Linked DNA regions of Homo sapiens: all the other regions are linked to region 1. Evidence: chromatin contacts called from ENCODE Hi-C or POLR2A ChIA-PET data. All regions are on one chromosome and are shown on one strand. Each heading gives the region's core, a stretch centred on a gene start or an enhancer-like site at or near the end of the contact. The rest is flanking DNA. Distances are from core to core; before and after follow the strand shown. Region 1 holds the start of PRC1 (protein regulator of cytokinesis 1). Region 2 has its middle 79 kb from the start of CHASERR. Region 3 holds the start of POLG-DT (POLG divergent transcript).

The links. Hi-C counts contacts between places; a loop is a spot of excess contacts on that map. ChIA-PET counts read pairs that join two places held with the same protein, here RNA polymerase II (POLR2A). Pooled maps may share reads with other maps.
Region 2: a pooled map shows a loop between it and region 1 (15-fold over the local background). The contact joins the enhancer-like site here to the promoter of PRC1 in region 1. A Hi-C loop is called at or near these places in 5 of 37 single-sample maps with no recorded cell type and 11 of 50 pooled maps. POLR2A ChIA-PET finds 5 or more read pairs at or near these places in 1 of 52 experiments (HEK293).
Region 3: a loop to region 1 is called in a map of CD8-positive, alpha-beta T cell, with 11 times the contacts of the local background. The contact joins the promoter of POLG-DT here to the promoter of PRC1 in region 1. A Hi-C loop is called at or near these places in 2 of 168 maps with a recorded cell type or tissue (CD8-positive, alpha-beta T cell and gastrocnemius medialis), 5 of 37 single-sample maps with no recorded cell type and 10 of 50 pooled maps.

What each region holds. Positions count from the first base shown.
Region 1 is chr15:90,992,667-90,996,859 of GRCh38, reverse strand. It overlaps PRC1 (protein regulator of cytokinesis 1), which reads left to right and starts at 2,325. Exons shown (of 15, transcript NM_003981.4): 1 at 2,325-2,453. The coding sequence starts at 2,443. It overlaps LOC124903556 (a long non-coding RNA gene), which reads right to left and starts at 2,081. Exons shown (of 2, transcript XR_007064759.1): 1 at 1,925-2,081. RefSeq lists enhancers at 1,285-2,151, 2,152-3,019 and a silencer at 2,569-2,788.
Region 2 is chr15:92,801,552-92,805,744 of GRCh38, reverse strand. No RefSeq gene overlaps it. Among named protein-coding and RNA genes, the nearest start is that of CHASERR, 79 kb to the left of the region's middle. RefSeq lists enhancers at 1,254-1,303, 3,841-4,193. Within about 2 kb of position 1,849, at least 34 of the 41 ENCODE cell types and tissues checked have a DNase peak (open chromatin) inside an H3K27ac peak, as active enhancers do.
Region 3 is chr15:89,332,355-89,336,547 of GRCh38, reverse strand. POLG-DT (POLG divergent transcript) reads right to left here and starts at 2,061. Exons shown (of 2, transcript NR_186332.1): 1 at 1,694-2,061; 2 at 387-1,361. It overlaps POLG (DNA polymerase gamma, catalytic subunit), which reads left to right and starts at 1,724. Exons shown (of 23, transcript NM_002693.3): 1 at 1,724-1,875; 2 at 2,635-3,452. The coding sequence starts at 2,794. POLGARF (POLG alternative reading frame) reads left to right here and starts at 2,739. Exons shown (of 2, transcript NM_001430120.1): 1 at 2,739-3,452. The coding sequence starts at 2,739. It overlaps TRR-TCG1-1 (tRNA-Arg (anticodon TCG) 1-1), which reads right to left and starts at 1,475; the gene lies at 1,403-1,475. RefSeq lists enhancers at 516-565, 906-975, 986-1,085, 1,955-2,456 and a silencer at 1,666-2,265.

The sequences.
Region 1 (4,193 bases), core at 1,076-3,575:
AAGACACTGCCAACAGGGCTGTTAATTCACAGAAAGAATAGGTGGCATCAGAAAAAGATTAAACAGTGGCAAAACATTGCACTTCCATCCAGTAGAAATATATGACCCTGTAATAGGATTTTTTTTTTTTTTTTTTTTTTTTTTTGAGAAAGGGTCTTGCTTTGTCGTCTAGGCTGGAGTGCAGTGGCGTGACCATGCCTCACTGCAGCCTTGACCTCCTGGGCTCAAGTGATCCTCCCACCTCAGCCTCCCAAGTAGCTGGAACTACAGGCTCATACCACCACACCTGGCTAATTTTTGTATTTTTTATAGAGACAGGGTTTTGCCACAGTGCCCAGGCTAAGGTCATATATTATAAACGCGTATTACACAGTGTTTTACATGCTGCGTTTATGCTCTGAATGGATATCTTTGCATCAGTTCTATGACTTTGTTAGCCTCAGCACCTCAGTGTAAAGGACAAGAGAGAAAAAATTGCCTTTTCTTTGGATACTTCATAATGCTGGTGCTAAGAACAAGTATGAAGATCACAAATTTGTGAAGCTTTCTGAAAAGCTCTCCTGTTAATTTAATCAACAAAGAATGCAAGTAAATTTTAAAAGTAGTGCTACCATCTACTCTATTAGTGGTGTCAATGTTAATCACAGAGTGCAAGGAAATTGAAAAAGTGGTGCCTGTCGCCCACTGTGTTGGTGCTGTGAATGTTTGGCATGCTGCTGACAAGTTAAAAAGAACATGGAAGCCGGGCGCGTTGGCTCACGCCTGTAATCCCAACACTTTGGGAGGCCGAGGCAGGCGGATCACCTGAGGTCAGGAGTTCAAGACCAGCCTGGCCAACATGGCAAAACCCCGTCTCTATTAAAAATACAAAAAAAAAAAGTATCCAGGCATGGTGGTGCGTGCCTGTAGTCCCAGCTACTCGGGAAGCTGAGGCACAAGAATTGCTTGAACCCAGGTAGCGGAGGTTGCAGTGAGCTGAGATTGGGCCACTGCACTACAGCCTGGGTGACAGAGCGAGACTCCGTCTCAATTAAAAAAAGTAAAAAGAACATTGAAAGCACTAATGAAGTTTTTCTGAAAATAAGAAAAATATGGTTCTGAAGGTGAAGCAAACAAGCATCCTTTACCTTTAGGGAAAAGGCATATGAAGAGGATTCACTTAAGTTACAGTTGGCCAATAAACACGAAAAATGTGCAATTTCAATTATAATCAAGTGCCAAACAAGGAAATGCCAGTATTATTATTTTACCTACAAAATGAGCAAAGATGTTTAGAAGTACAATAGAATTCAGCCCTGCTGAGGGTAACAAAAGGAGGGTACTTTTCCGGTGAGGCTTTGTGCAGAAGGCAAATTAATAAAGGGAGCATTCAGTAATTACACCTCTAGGAATCAGCCGTACGAAAATGCAGGATGCATTTATAAATACATACATACACAAAGATTTATGTATGAAGATATTCAGCCCAGCCTTATCTTTTAAATTATCATCTAAATATCAATAGCAGAATGGGCGAGATATCTACACACCAGGATTCATGCCACCATGCCACCATGAATCACTGGGAAAAAACGGTGATATATAAGCATTTAGGGATGTAACATGTTCATCGAGGAAAGGAGGCTACAAAAGTAATGTCTATTTTGAGTTTTAAATTTTTCATGTAACGATTTAGAAACTCATCTAATTTGATAACGTGACTTAGGCAAATCATTCAAATCTTTTTGCGTTTCCTCTGCAATGGCGATTGTGGAGGTTAAATGGGATAACTGGCGTTGAAACGTTCCAGGCCCATGAGCAGGACTCAATGTTCCTTCCCTTCCCCTTTAGTGTATGGCTTCTTACATCTGGGGAAGAGTCCCACCAAAGATCGATTCCAAGCTTCGCTTCTTGGATGAGCGAGGGAAACTAGGCGCTAACTTACCTATTCACCCCCGCGCCCGTTCCCGGCAGCCGGGACTCAGGGAAGCCAGGTAGCCGCGGTGCTCTCAACTCCCTCCCCGCCCGCGCACTTCGAATCCAAACTGCGCGGGGCGAGGCGGGGCGGCGCTCCGATGAGGTAGCTGGCTTGGGAGAGGAGTCCCTTGAGGCTGCCGCCAAGCCAGGGAAGCGGGAGGCGCAGGCCACGCCCGGCCACTCACAGACAGTGACGTCATCCCCCGCCGCCACTCCGGCGCTTCCCAGGCCCTGCTCGCGAGTCCCCACCCCGATTGCGCACCCGCGACTTCAGCCCGAGGGGCGGGGATTTTCTTGGAGCGACGGGACGCGACGCCAATCGCGACGAGGCTTCGCCCCGTGGCGCGGTTTGAAATTTTGCGGGGCTCAACGGCTCGCGGAGCGGCTACGCGGAGTGACATCGCCGGTGTTTGCGGGTGGTTGTTGCTCTCGGGGCCGTGTGGAGTAGGTCTGGACCTGGACTCACGGCTGCTTGGAGCGTCCGCCATGAGGAGAAGGTGCGGGTTGCGGGGAAATCGAGGGGACGCGGGAGGGAGCGACGCTCGTTTCGGCTGCGGGGCCTGTTCAGGGGTGCGGGACCCGTGCGGGGTCCCGGGCCTAGATCGTCACGGCAGTCGGCGCCGAGGGAGGCCGGGGGCGCTGAGGGGCAGGGTCTGGAGGCGGCGAGCCAGTGCGAGGGCCGCGGCGGTGAGACCTGACGCGCTGTCCGCCGGCGGCCGCAGGTGCCCGCAGGCTCAGACGCCCGGGTGGGAGCCGAGCGCCGGTGCCCGGACGCGGCAGGGTAGTCGAGGCCCGGGGCCCGGGGCGGCCTCCACCCAGGCGGTCAGCGCTGGCGCTCGGACCCCACCCTCCCCGCCCGCAGCGTCTCAGGTGCCGCTGCTTGGCGCAGATGACTCGTTGTAAACCTTCTGTGGTCGTGGCTTTTCTTTAAAGCTGTTAAGTTTATTTATCGTTGTTTTTCTTTGTTTTATTCTTTTTTTTTATTTTTGTGGAAACGCGGTCTATGTTGGCCAGGCTGGTCTCGAACTCCTGGCTTCAAGTAATCCTGCCACCTCGGCCTCCCAAAGTGTTGGGATTACAGGCGTGAGCCACCGTGCCCGGCCCGTTGTTTTTCTTTATATCTGGCCAGCGGTGTTAACGTTTTGTTTGAATTGGAAAGATAGCTTTGTTTCTTTGCAAGTTAAGAAACGGATTATGGAATTCTTTTCCGGTCGTTTTAATAACTTCCTAGGCGGTGTTGGGGAGGGACTGTCCGACTTGAAATCGGGACCAGACGGTGACACTGCCACTTACCAACCTTGTGACTTCCAAATATTAACTTTATTTTCTAAAAGTTGTGGATGCAGTTTTCTGATGATACAGCGTTAAATAATGTGTAGTTTTTGGTGGAACTGATTGTTCTAAGGCTTTGTAAGATTCTTCATTTCATGATCACTAATTCTGATCAGTCTTTTTAAAATGCTTGCCCTCAGAATAATGAGAATTGAGTGCCAACATGGTAAAACCTTGTCTTAACTAAAAATACAAAAATTATCTGGCCCTGGTGGCGCGCCTGTACCCCCAGCTTTTCAGGAGGCTGAGGCAGGAGAATCGCTTCAGCCTAGGAGGCAGAGGTTGCATGAGCCGACATCTCGACACTGCACTCCAGCCTAGGCGACAGAGTGAGACTACGTCTCAAAAAAAAAAAAAAAAGTCCATTAACAGTTTATGAATTATGTAGGCATCTCCTCTATCAAGGGATTGAATGAAGCAGGAGAAAACTTACCCTTTAATGTTGGTTCCAGGCTAATGGATATAATTAACTTTTTTTTTTTTTTTTTTTTTTTTTTTTTTGAGACGGGGTCTCACTCTGTCGCCCAGGCTGGAGTGTAGTGGCGAGATTGCTCACTGCAGCTTTGACCTCTGAGGCTCAAACGAAACTCTGGCCAGAATTAATTATGGTTATCGATCCCCGAAACAGGTTGAACTGGAGATCAACAAAGCTCCTTCTCTGGAATGCTAAGAAAAAATAGGGCAGTGGATCAGTGAAGGCTGCCTGAAGGTAGAAAATAATTTAAGGACCACTGTGAGATACCTTCCAGTCCAGTGATTTATGTTCAAGACTGGAAAAACTGACTCATTTTACAACCTTTTTGTCCTTGAGTGGTAGTCTTTGTATGCACTCTTGATTTTTTTCAGTGAATCTAAAAAAAAAACTCAGACTTGCTGCTTTTAGGGGATTATCTGAAACAATTTAG
Region 2 (4,193 bases), core at 600-3,099, 1.8 Mb before region 1:
ACTTTTTAAGGGGCATTGCAAAGGCAATTCAGGGCTTTGTGACTTTGGACATGTAACTTAACCTCTCAGCGCTTCAGTTTGCTCCTTTGTAAAACAGATTTGTAAAAAGTGCTTGTTCCAGGCTGGGCTTGGTGGCTCACTCCTGTAATCCCAGCACTTTGGGAGGCTGAAGCAGTGGATCGCCTGAGTCCAGGAGTTCGAGACCAGCCTGGGCAACAAGGTGAAATGCCCTCTCTACTAAAATTACAAAAATTAGCTGGGTGTGGTAGCGTGTGCCTGTAATCCCAGCTACTCTGGGGGTGCTGAGGTGGGAGGATCGCTTGAGCCCAGGAGGTCGAGGCTTCAGTGAGCCCAGATGGTGCCATTGCACTCCAGCCTCGGCAACAGAGTGAGACCCAGTGTCAACAAATATATAAGTAAACAAATAAATAAATACATAAAGTACTTGCCTGTAGGCTTGTTGTGAGGTTGGATTGTGTCACGGTATATACCTTATTTGGAATATTGCTTGGCACAGTCATTGTTAGATAAATAAAAAAAATCAAAAGAGATGTAGAAATAGAAGTTTGATGAGAGTTCAGAGGAAAAAGATTTCTTTTTCTTTTTTTCCTGAGGCGGAGTCTTACTCTGATTCCCAGGCTGGAGTGCAGTGGCACGATCTTGGCTCACTGCAACCTCTGTCTCCTTGGTTCAAGCGATTCCAGAGGAGAAAGATGTTAATGTTTGTTTTGTACCTAGAACCTCATCGCTGGATGGGATTGTAAAGATCTGTGACTATTTTACACATTTGTTCTTTTTTTTTTTTTTTTGAGACAGAGTCTTGGTCTGTTGCCCATGCTGGAGTGCAGTGGTGTGATTTCGGCTCACTGCAACCTCTGCCTCCTGGGTTCAAGTGATTCTCCTGCCTCAGCCTCCTGAGTAGCTGGGATTACAGGTGCACGCCACCAAGCCTGGCTAATTTTTGTATTTTTAGTAGAGACGAGGTTTCACTCTGTTGGTCAGGCTGGTCTCGAACTCTGACCTCAGGTGATCTACCTGCCTCGGCCTCCCAAAGTGCTTGGATTACAGGTGTGAGCCACTGCACCTGGCCTCCCATTTATTCTTAGCAGTAACAGTTGGTCCCTGAAATTAGGAAACTGACTCTATTGTGATCTTCCAAGAGCTACATTGTCCAGCCCCTGGGCCTGTACATCCTTATGGAGTGAAGACTGACAGTTTTCCCTTAGGTCAGTGGAGCTACAGTGGCGTGTTGGAGTCAGCTGCTCAGAATGATGATGCACTTTTCTTTCCAACTTTGGTTTCAATGACATCATGTTGGTAGCTTGAAACTGGCCATAGCAGGGGTATTTACACCACAGGAATAGGTAAACACTACATATTAAGGCTTTTCCCCTTGGAGATGCCTTGTTAAATATTTACCAACACTCCACTGCCTGTTACAACACAGCAAAAGCCCCTCTGAGAGAAGGCCAGAGAATGTACCTAACTCCTCCCAGGTTGTCCAGTGTTTCATTGTCCCTGGACTGAAGAGTCCCTCAGTGGCCTTTGCTGAGATATTTCAACACCCTAGTCTCTTAAACTGTAAACAAAGGAGAGTCATGAGTTATTTCTGGGTGAGTCAGTCCAATATTGCACAAGCATTTCTGGGGGTAGTAGAGGGGAGGCAAGAGGGAAACTGGGTAGGCTGGGGAGCTATCTAACTGCCCAAGACACTTGAATCCTAAACAAACGGGAACTAAATGAGAGGTGGGAGGGACATAGTCTTTTCTGACGGGAACTGTCTGTGACTCATTCTCTTTCAGGAGTCAGAAACTCCAAAACCTGTGGGAGTGGGGAGGGGCGAGCAGTGCGGTTTTTAGAGAGGTGTGGAGTTATTATAGGGACTCTTAAAATTCTTCTCCCTTGCTCAGTGTGGTGACTCATACCGGTAATCCCAGCACTTTGGAAGGCAGAGGCAGGAGGTTTGCTTGAGCCTAGAAGTTCAAGACCAGCCTGGGCAATGTAGCAAGACCCCAACTGTATAAAAAATAAAAATAATTAGCCAGACATAGTGGTGCATGCCTGTAGTCCCAGCTACTTGGGAAGCTTAAAAATCTACCTCCATTTAACCTGGTAGATTTGGGGATGTGTGTGGTGGGCTGAATAATGGTCTCCCAGTGATATCCCAATATGTGGAAACTGAATGTTACTTTATCTGGCAAAAACAACAAAAACCAAAACACAGGCAGGGCAAGGTGGCTCACACCTGCAATCCCAGTGAGACTCTGTCTCAAAGAAAAAAAAAAACAAAAAAACAAAACCCCAACAACTAGGGCTTTGCAAATGTGCAGGTGTGTAAGTTAAAGATCTTACTTTTAAAACAATTTTATTTTAGGGTGTGGTGGCTCACACCTGTAATCCCAGCACTTTGAGAGGCCGAGGTGGGCAGATCACCTGAGGCTGGGAGTTCGAGACCAGCCTGACCAGCATGGAGAAACCTTGTCTCTACTAAAAATACAACAAAGTTAGCCGGGTGTGGTGGCTCATGCCTGTAATCCCAGCTACTTGGAAGGCTGAGGCAGGAGAATCACTAGAACCCAGGAGGCGGAGGTTGTGGTGAGCCAGGATCGTGCCATAGCACTCCAGCCTGGGCAGCAAGAGCGAAACTCCGTCTCAAAAAAAAAAAAATTATTTTATTTTATTTTATTTTGAGATGGAGTCTTGCTTTGTAGCCCAGGCTGAAGTGCAGTGACATGATCTCGGCTCACTACGCCCAGCTTAATTTAAGGATCTTGATGCCGGGCACGATGGCTCACGCCTGTAATCCCAGCACTTTGGGAGGCCGAGGCAGGTGGATCACTTGAAGTCAGGAGTTCAAGACCAGCCTGGCCAACATGGTGAAACCCCACCTCTACTAAAAATTCAAAAATTAGCCGGGCATGGTGGCACATGCCTGTGGTCCCAGCTACTTAGGAGGCTGAGGCAGGAGAATCACTTGAGCCCGGGAGGCGGAGGATGCAGTGAGCCAAGACTGCGCCACTGCACTCCAGCCTGGGAAACAGAGCGAGACTCCATCTCAAAAAAAAAAAAATATCTTGAGATGGGGAGATGATTTTGGATGATCAGGGTGGGCCTTAAGTGTTATCACATGTATCTTCCTAAGAGGGAGGCAGAGGAAGGCTTGTCTACACACACCAGAGAATTTCTGCCACAGAGACTGGAGTGAAGTATCATCCATGAAGCAAGGAACTCCAAGGACTGCCACCAACACCAGAAGAAAAAGCCATGGAACAGAGGGTCTCCTCTGGAGGCTTCAGAAAGAGCATGGCCCCAGCCGGGCATGTTGGCACATGCCTGTAATCCCAGCACTCTGGGAGGCCAAGGTGGGTGGATAATTTTGAGCTCAAGAGTTCAAGATCAGCATGGGCAACATAGCAAAACTACATCTCTACTAAAAATACAAAAAGATTAGTTGGGCTTGGTGGCACATGCCTGTGGTCCCAGCTATTCTGGAGGCTGAGGTGGGAGAATTGCTTGAGCCTGGGAGGAGGAGGTTCCAGTGAGCCGAGATTGCGCAACTGCACTCTAGCCTGGGTGACAAAGCCAGACCCTGTCTCAAAAAAAAAAAAAAAAAAAAAGAACAAAAAAGGAAATGAGAAAACCTAGACAGAAAAGATGGAATAGCTCATTCAACCTCACAGAGCTGGTATAGAGAAGCAGGATTTGAACACTGATCACTAAGTAGAGAGATGACTAGGTAACCCCAACTGATAGGATTAGTAAGGACATTTTCTGGAGAAGAGATCCTTATAAGGCATTCAGAAGAGCAAATGGAATTTCTAGGGGAAATGCTGGGAAGCCCATTCCAGGCAGTGAGCTACTGCATGAGAAACGGCAAAAACACGTCTGTGGGAGAAAGCTGAGTGCAGCAGGGTGTGGCCTGTTGTTTGGTGTGGCTGGAAGATAGGGGAGAAGGGCCAGAGACAAGGCAGAAAAGGACAGTAGGGGCCTGTGCCCCGAAAGCTGGGGCAGGGACTCCTCTCAACCAAGGTGCTCCAGGGTCCCCTTCAGCAGCCTGGAAGAAGGAGCCAGGGAACCTTGGAGGCCTGGCCACAGCAGTGCAGGGTGATGGTGCCATTGAGTAGGACCTGTGTCTTCCTGCATTTATCTCCCCAGCATTCCTGTGGCTTTCATGCCTTGGAGTTGGTTTGCCT
Region 3 (4,193 bases), core at 812-3,311, 1.7 Mb after region 1:
GATTACAAAGGACACCAAAGGTATTCAAATATTAGGACAAATAGGTAAACTTATTAACTAACAGGATCTAGTGGCAGTCTAGTAACCCCTGTTATTTTGAAGTACAGATAAGTGCAAACAAATTTTGAAAAATGTGCAGCACTTGTAATGCGTTATGAAAATATCTGTGGTTGCTGGAGGGGACAAAGTCACAGGCACTGTTAATACCACTGTGGCTGACAGCCTATGCTCATAATTGGAGGAAATGCCAAGTATCAGTAGGCGGTTAGAAGAAACAAGATGAAAATGTTTTCCCCATTCAGGGACTCCCTGATTTAAGCTGAGAGCCTCTCCTTCCAGTATTTTGTAAAAGTCAACAGTTATGTGAAAAAAAAAAAAAAAACAGATGAATTTCTGATTGATTGTATTTTTTTGGCAAAACAAAAAAATCACAAACATTAAAACATTGTGTATATTAAGTACATCTAGAAAAGTGTATGCAAAATATTTCATATTTAAATAGAAGGGACCAGGGCTCAATGCTGCTTGGCCCGGGGCTTCTCTCTACCTCTCCACGTGGCGGGAGCAGGTGAGGGTCGGCATCAGCCCGCAGGGCCGGCGGAGGATTGTTTCCCTGCACCCCACTCCTTAAAAACGCGAAAGTCAACTTCTGTAGTCCGTTCACGGTGTCCTGGGATCCACGCTGGACGGTGGCGGCCGACTTTCAGCTTGACCTGAATTTTATTCCTAATCAGCTGTGTGATCTCGGTTGGTCCCAAACGTCTCTGAGCCTCCCTTTCATCTGTGCAGCTGGGCCTCCAGACCCCAACCCCCAGGCGGTGCTTAATCACGTAGACCTTATTCTGCGTGCACTTTACCACAGTTCACCAACCACCGAGCGCTGAGAGCTGTTGAAGCACCTGGAGCAACACAAGACGGATGCGGAGACTGGAAACAGCTGGGGAAGGGGACAAGCTCCAGCCGCGCTGTGGGCCGGAGGCTAGCATCTGCGGGCAAATTCAGGTTCAACGGAAGGCAACATTTTTACCCCTCAGAATTGCTCTGGACGAGGAGGCAGCACCGGATGGGCGAGGGAGGGAGCCTCGCTTTGGCTGCGAGCCCCAACTCTTGCCAACCATCAATTGAGTATAAATTGAGATTTCTGTACAGGATGCCCCTCCCTCTCCACTTTCCTCCACCTGCGTCGGGGTGCGAGAGACCTGGTACATTTTAGAAATGTGCCTCCGCTGAGACACGTAGGCGGGCAATCTCGCAGGGACTTGCTGGGCGTGGTTACTTCCGCGGATCTTGGCGTTCCCACATCTTTGAAGTGCGGTGGGAATCGGCGGCGACTACGTTCACATTGTCCCAATACTTCGTTCCTGAGGGAGGAATAAACTAAAAGTTAATCATAACCTCCCTTCGACCGCGGCAGGACTCGAACCTGCAATCTTCTGATCCGAAGTCAGACGCCTTATCCATTAGGCCACGCGGCCCGTCGGTTGTTACCGTCTCTTGAGCAACTTATAAAAACGTCACCTCCGCCCACCAGCTAGCTCGGGACCAATCCACCTGCTCCTTGAGAAGGGGAGGTTGGCCTTTGGTTCGCGCGTTCCGCAGGGAGAGCCCACCCAGAAGTCCCCCTTCTCCCCCCGCGGGCGGACCGCTCCATTGGCGGCCCTCCTATTGGTCGCGCTGGGAGTCTCCCGCTTGCCTCTCGGGTAGCCGCGGGACCTAGCTGGGTGCAGACGGGAAGTTGCGGCTGCCAGCGAAGCGGACCGGCCGGGTGGAGGCCACACGCTACCCCGAGGCTGCGTAGGCCGCGCGAAGGGGGACGCCGTGCCGTGGGCCTGGGGTCGGGGGAGCAGCAGACCGGGAAGCACCGTGAGGACCGAGGTTTCCGGCGGGGTCGGCGGCGGGGAGGCCGGGTCGCTGAGCGACGGCGCGGCCCCTCCCTCTCCAGTCAGGGAGCGAGGCCCGGAGCAGGGCGGCGGCTAGTCCCAGGGCGCACCGCGGCGCCTCTGCCGGGCGCAGGCGGGCGGCGGGGCGCACGGGGGTGGCCGCCGACTCCTCCTGCAGGACGCTCTCGGCCGGGTGGGCCGTGGTCCGGGTGTGGGTGTGGGTCCCGGGGGACGGCGGCCCACCCTGCGGGTTCGAATCCGGGCGCTGGCACCTCTCGACGCTAGGCCCGCGCCGGTCGCGGTAATGGCAGCCACCATTTGCCGAGCGCTTGCCAAGAGCAGGGCCGCACGACATAGGCGCCCTGTGTCCCCCAGACAGCAGCCCGGTGTGACAGGCAGAATCCGTAATCCCATTTTACAGAATAGGATATCAGGGCCTAAGGAGCTTTGCCCAAGGTCACACAGCTCGAGAGAGCCAGAAGCGGGGTTCAAAACCGCGTCGCCCTACTCCAGATACTGCTCTCTTACTCGCTGCCCTCGGCTTCCCCACGTGGGTTCACTGACGAAGTTGCGTGGACCCCGGTTCCCCCAGGAGGGGTATTGACGTTTCCCAAGTTTTGAGGCTTAACGGAAAATGCAACTGAAGCGCCTGGCACAGTGTTGGGGACGCAGTAAATGCTCAAGGAATGATGATTATGGATACACCTATTACATATATGGTAAAATAACGCTTTATATCATCTGTCTCCTTTAGGATTTGGGGTGGAAGGCAGGCATGGTCAAACCCATTTCACTGACAGGAGAGCAGAGACAGGACGTGTCTCTCTCCACGTCTTCCAGCCAGTAAAAGAAGCCAAGCTGGAGCCCAAAGCCAGGTGTTCTGACTCCCAGCGTGGGGGTCCCTGCACCAACCATGAGCCGCCTGCTCTGGAGGAAGGTGGCCGGCGCCACCGTCGGGCCAGGGCCGGTTCCAGCTCCGGGGCGCTGGGTCTCCAGCTCCGTCCCCGCGTCCGACCCCAGCGACGGGCAGCGGCGGCGGCAGCAGCAGCAGCAGCAGCAGCAGCAGCAGCAACAGCAGCCTCAGCAGCCGCAAGTGCTATCCTCGGAGGGCGGGCAGCTGCGGCACAACCCATTGGACATCCAGATGCTCTCGAGAGGGCTGCACGAGCAAATCTTCGGGCAAGGAGGGGAGATGCCTGGCGAGGCCGCGGTGCGCCGCAGCGTCGAGCACCTGCAGAAGCACGGGCTCTGGGGGCAGCCAGCCGTGCCCTTGCCCGACGTGGAGCTGCGCCTGCCGCCCCTCTACGGGGACAACCTGGACCAGCACTTCCGCCTCCTGGCCCAGAAGCAGAGCCTGCCCTACCTGGAGGCGGCCAACTTGCTGTTGCAGGCCCAGCTGCCCCCGAAGCCCCCGGCTTGGGCCTGGGCGGAGGGCTGGACCCGGTACGGCCCCGAGGGGGAGGCCGTACCCGTGGCCATCCCCGAGGAGCGGGCCCTGGTGTTCGACGTGGAGGTCTGCTTGGCAGAGGGAACTTGCCCCACATTGGCGGTGGCCATATCCCCCTCGGCCTGGTAAGTAGGGGCAGGGTTGGGGACATAAGCAGGCATGGGGGCCCAGCTTAATAGTTTGTTTCAGTGAACATTTTCTGAGGTCCTGTTACGGGCTGGGTGCTCACGTAGGGAGCGCTGATGTGTTGAATTAGGACTAGACCCCTGTTTATGTGGGACTCACTTTCTGGTGGGAAGATCACAGGCAGTAAGCAAATACCCAAGTAAATGTCAGGCAGTAAAGGCCACGCAGAGAATCACAGTAGAGCGCTGTACATGAGACCTTCGGGAGGCCACTTAAGATCACGGTGATTTGGTGCCTTTACCCCCTCTCCTAATAGCGTCATGAGAAGTTAGTCTGAAAAGTCATTTGAACAGTGTTTCTATTTGGGGAGCTATTAATTATTTTGGGCGGTAGAAAGCTCCCTTTTGTGGGACTGTCCCAGGCAGTATAGGACATTTAGCATCCCCAGCCTTTCCCATAAACGCCAGACCAACACCCCCCCGCCCCCCTGCCCCCGCCGGCAACGTTTCCAGACGCCCCCTTGAGGTGGCATCTGGTTGACCACCCCTAGTTGAGAAACATTGCTTCCTTCCCCCAGCCTTCCAAGCAGGCATTTTGGTCCCAAACAAGTATATCCAATCTCTCTTTTCTTTTTAAATAACTTTCTAAGTGCTACCCAAGTTTCTTTTTCAAACAATGATGGCAGTACTGTTTCTCCCCTTTTTTTATTCTTCATTCCAGGATTAAAATACTATTTACAA